Linked DNA regions of Mus musculus: region 2 is linked to region 1. A link is a loop called in an ENCODE intact Hi-C map of the cell type or tissue named here. Cell type or tissue: left cerebral cortex. All regions are shown on one strand.

Region 1 (2,500 bases):
AGTAGGTTTCTAGCTCATCCCTGAGATATCCCCAATTCTACTGTTGGTCTTCTTGTGGCACCAGAGCTTGTCTCTGACTCTTTTGCCAGCTTGGGCATCTGAGACCGTTTTCCTCCTACCGGATCACCCCTGGTCCAGCCTTGACAAAAGAGGTGCCTAGTCTTATTGCAACGTGATACGCTATGTTTGATTGATACCCTTGAGAGCCTGTCCTTCTCTGAAGAGAAACATTAGGAGGAGTGGATGGGGAGGGGAGAAGGGTATGGAGGGAGGGGCCAGGAGGGGGAGGGGGAGGAGACTGTGTTTAGGATGCAAAGAATCCAATGGGAATAATGAAAGGTGGAAGACGGAGTTGCGTCTTCCTCAATTCACGGGTGTGTTTGTAGAACCAAAGCTGTTATTAATAATCCCCCAGACAGGCTTAAGAAATGACCGAACACCATCAAGATATGCACTTTGGGGGTCTCTGCTGTCCTAGTATATACACAGTCCGAGGTTCAGTCTCCAACCTGGCTGGAGGGGAGGTGCAGCGAGGACTTTATATATATATATATATATATTTTTTAATTATTGCTTTGAAACAAAACATTTATGGCAGAAACACTGGGAACTTGTTGTCCAGCCTGGTGGCTAATACTGTTTTCAGAGTAAAATGCCACTCGTAAAAAGTGTTCTCCCATGCCTCTGGGACATTTGGGTGTGATTTAGGAAGCCTGGGTTGTGAGGATTGGGCAATAGTTTTTCACTTCAAACTGCCAGGGCATTTCATTGCCACCCCAGAGGAGTCTTCGGCCAGGGGCCCACCACTTTGCATTTCAAAGCGTGTCAGGCTGGATTTAAGAAGCCCTTTTATTTTCTGGGGATTCAGCCCCTCTTTTGGGGTTGGAACTGATCCCTTCCACAGTCTATCCCAACACACACACACACACACACACACACACACGTACATACACACACGTACATACACACACACACTTGCGCGCACACACCCACACCTTTCCATCTTTGCTTAGCTTGAATAAGGAAAAGCAAACCTTCTCCAACAACACCACACCAGACTCTCTACTTTAATTCATTTCCTAAAGATAAGTGGGTCAGAGTTAGATTGGCTTCCAGTCTCTGCTGCAGCTGAATAAATTACGCCCCACTCACCCCTGCAAACACTGCTTCTGCCCGATCCCCTTCCCATCATGGGCTGCCCTGTCTTGCCTGAACCTGCTTTGTCTGTTTGCTATAAAACCCCACTGAGACACCCCAGTTTCATTTCCACCCTTGGTAATAACAGCAGCAAAGTGCAGTGCGCCTTCAAAGCCAGGAGAAAATAAAATACATGAAAACCAGCGCACCCGGCTTTCTTCCGTGTGCTTCTTGCTGTTCTACGGGCAACACACGCAGCGTGAGGCTGCAGAGAACTGCCTTTTCCATTCAGGGGCTTTGCACTTGATTGGGCCCAAGTGGGGACTCTCGGAAGACACCCATAAAAAGGGATGACTTATCTCCGCGATATGCTGCTTAGTCTGTGGGTTTGAAGGATGCACAAATCTAACTCAACGGCGAGCGCTGCTGGAAACCCACGGAAAGGCTGCTGCCGCCGTGGAATCCGCAGCTCCTGCCAAGAGACTCTGGACTGTTTCCCCTCTTTGGGAACTGACTCTTTCAGGCACATCAAAGAATAGTGGGAATAACTGGATTTCATCAAATGGGCTTGCACACCACCAAGAGAAAGATAGACAATTCAGAAAGCCAGCCACATAACTTCCTGGGAGACAATGCCTACACAGTCTCCACCACTGCTGGAGAGACCTGTCCAAAGAATGCTATGGAGCCTTGAGTGATTAAAAACGCAGTGCAAGTCTTAAAGGAGGAAACACTTTGCACATTTTTTATTCAGTCTGGGTGCTCTAAAATCAGTCTCGAGGCGATCTACCAAAAAAAAAAATAATAATAATAAAATAAAAAACCATGTTCAACTCTGAGTTAAAGGCTCCTCCAGTCTCATAAATAGTTCAGGAAAAGCCTTCATGATCTCCATGTCATTGTTCAGACTCAGATAGGACTAATGTAGATTCGGGTCTGTCTTACAAGATGCTAATAGATTGACTCGACTCTTCAGACTTGAAACTTTCTTTCAGGATTCCTTGGCTGTAGCTGAAATCCAAATTGATGCATTCTGTACTTCCAATCAATCCACACGTTTGAGTATTGCGTTCTCCCCAGTTGCGTAGCACTCAGTAAAACGCCCTGACACATAAGATCGGCTTACAGTGAGGGCTTCGTGCTGGTGTCATCAAAAAGCCAGGGTTCCTGCTCATCAAAGACACCACTCTGTTAGACATCCTCCAGCGAACAGTAGCTGGCACAGAGCTTCCTAAACCATTAGCTCACAGTAAATAGGAGTGTGATTTCATAATCTAGGATGGACTACACCAAACAAATGAAGAAGGAATATTAACGAATGAATAATCATTGACAGAATATGCAAATGGAATACAGTAAACAT
Region 2 (2,500 bases), 62 kb after region 1:
AAGCCATCCAGTTCGTGGCATTTTTGTTAGAGAGCCAGAGCTGAGCAAAGCCGTGAGTTTGAGATGGTCCATGTGCTGGATAGTGTTTATTGTTCATTTGACACTGCCTCAAGTTATATGGGAAGAGAGTCTCAATAAGGGATTTTCTAGATCATGTTGACTCATAGGCTTGTTGGTGAGAGATTGTCTTGATTGCTAATTGATATAGGAAGACCCAATCCACTGTGGGCAGGGTAATTCCCTGGGCAAGAGTTCTAGAACCATATAAGAGAGGAGAATACTGATGGATGAGTAGCAATAAAACAAGCAAGAATGCACACATCTATTTTCTTGGGCTCGTGGCTGTGGATGTGGTGTGCCTTGCTACTGAGTTCTGCCCTGACTTCCCTTGATGATAATAACCCGGGTCTGTAAGCTGAACATACCCTTACTCCCCTCAGTTTCTGTATGTCAGGGTATTTTTTTTTTATCACGGCCACAGAAATGGAGCTATAAACAAGGCCTGAGTGAGGTTTGGTGCTTCTAACAAGCTCCCAGGCCACATAGCTACTGCTGATGTTGGATCCACACATCTGTAGTTCCGAGTGAGGATTGCCAGAGCGAGGAGTCCTTTAAAATACTGGACAGTTGGTCTGGTAAGAGGGTTCAGGGGTTAAGAGCACATGTTGCTCTCGCAGAGAACCAAAGTTTGGTTCTCAGCACCCACCTCAACTCATTATTTCTGAAAGTCCCACCCTCCAAATTCATAAAGAACTGGACTAAAAACACACTGAAAGTCCAGCTCCCAGCAGTCCATGCTCAGAGGCTCACACTACTGATCCAAAGAGCAAACACAGACCTTTCCTTAACATCTCTGTCAGTGTCTGTGGCCTGCAAGAGGAATCTAGGGCTCACCTTCAGTGACCAGCAGGAAGTGAGTGACAGGTAGAACTCCTACGTCTCCCAGTTTTCACTGACCTAAGCAACTTCTAGGGGTGGCTGGGGGAAGACAGCGGAGCATTCTGACTCAACTCAGACAAATAGGAACTAAGGGGAAGCTGGTAACTTACAGGGGAAATCGATTATAATCTAGAAAGCCAAAGGGGGGGGGAATCAAAGACTCATGGAGCAGGCTACAAATCTGGGCCTCCTAAAGGTCCCAGGGTGAAGCTGGAGAGCCTAGGAGGACATGTGCGGCCATCAGTCACACCTGAGAAGCACGTCTGGGCAACCTGTGTCCAGAATGGGCTGTCTGTGCGGGAGCTGGGAAGACTGATGAGGTGGGAGGCAGCAAAGCACAGGCTTAGAGGGAAATAAAACTCGTCTACGGTTAGGATGAACGTGACAGAGCTCTGCCCAGCCACAAAACGTAGGAGAAACAAGCTCACTATTACGGTTCACTCGGGCTCTTGACTTACCGCTCTCGGACAGCAGAATTCTGCTTTCTTAGGACACAGCTGCAGTAAACAGCGTGACCTGTAACTTCCTCTAGGATTGATGTCTCTTTCTCAGGACCCACTATCCACAAAGAAGGGCAGGGCAAGCCGCAGATAAAGGATACAGTGTGAAACTCATGTTCCACCCCCACGCTGGTTGTCTGATAGGATGTTGGTCATCTGGGGTTAGGTAGAGCCCTTTTGTCCATCATTGCCAGACCCTTCCCTCACCCCATAGAACTATAGAACTAGCAAAGATCATTTCTGCTCCCTATGGGTTAATGCATTGCTGTCCATATGTCCTTTCCTGAAAATGCCTTCTGGGTGCCTGCTCTTGGTGGAGCGCACCGTTAATAGCAACACTCAGAAGTCGAAGGTATTTCTGTGAAGTTGAGACCATCCTGGTGTGCAGAAGTAGTTCCAGGACATCCAGCACTACACAAACACAAAACACCTCTGGGAGGAGGTAACTAAGGACCTGGCTAAGGAATATAGATTGATTTGACCCATTGCAGATAGTTCTTACAGAGAGCCACCATGGTGTTTCAAAACATCAGATCCTCCCAGAACCACTATATCCCCCAAGGAAGTCCTTCCCAAGACCAATGGGTAGGCATAGTAACTTGTAAGAAGTAGGGGAAATGGAACAATCCAGAAAACAGGTCAGTCAGCCTTGCCAGCCGCTGTGAGCCGTGACTGGGTAAATCTGAGCAGATGGATGATGTCTGGGGATGGGAGATCTGTGAAGAGAGTGCGTCAGCAGGCCTGCCAGAATGATACTGCTTTAGTCTGAAAGCGAAGGATGCCCCCGAAACATCTAGCCGTACTTTAAAGAACTGTAAAATACTCCATCTGTACCCAGCCAGAGGAACACATTGGGGTGGTGAGAAATCTTCTGAGAAGAAAACTGGCAGCCTTCAAATGTGGCACAGTAGAAGTTCTGCCGCTGCACTGGAGGAGGGTCAGGGGCGTTCCCTGGTGGGCCAATGGGAGAGCAAGCTGTCGTAGGTAGCTCATAGGCGTGAAATCGTGTAGTGCCCCTGCCTGTCACTTAGCCTACAGTCCTTGAGGTTTATCATTGCTAC

The links. A loop is a pair of places that touch in the nucleus more often than their neighbours do. Peaks named below come from ENCODE experiments on the same cell type or tissue, not always from the same donor. Only the 100,000 strongest peaks of a DNase experiment are listed, where the experiment ranks them.
Region 2: it touches region 1 in a loop (8-fold over the local background); 2 of 42 quality-filtered maps call a loop at or near these places.

The regions. Positions count from the first base shown.
Region 1 is chr14:117,894,229-117,896,728 of GRCm38, forward strand. The region is part of intron 6 of Gpc6 (glypican 6); the gene reads left to right. It overlaps Gm52110 (a long non-coding RNA gene), which reads right to left. Exons shown (of 3, transcript XR_003951109.1): 3 at 1-2,500. Among named protein-coding and RNA genes, the nearest start is that of Gm52110, 14 kb to the right of the region's middle. In left cerebral cortex, no CTCF peak of the experiment used is centred here; DNase peaks (open chromatin) are centred at 1,100 and 1,560; H3K4me3 peaks cover 849 bases; H3K27ac peaks cover 1,461 bases.
Region 2 is chr14:117,956,319-117,958,818 of GRCm38, forward strand. All of the region lies in intron 7 of Gpc6 (glypican 6), which reads left to right. Among named protein-coding and RNA genes, the nearest start is that of Mir6239, 3.7 kb to the left of the region's middle. In left cerebral cortex, no CTCF peak of the experiment used is centred here; DNase peaks (open chromatin) are centred at 1,377 and 2,229; H3K4me3 peaks cover 87 bases; H3K27ac peaks cover 769 bases.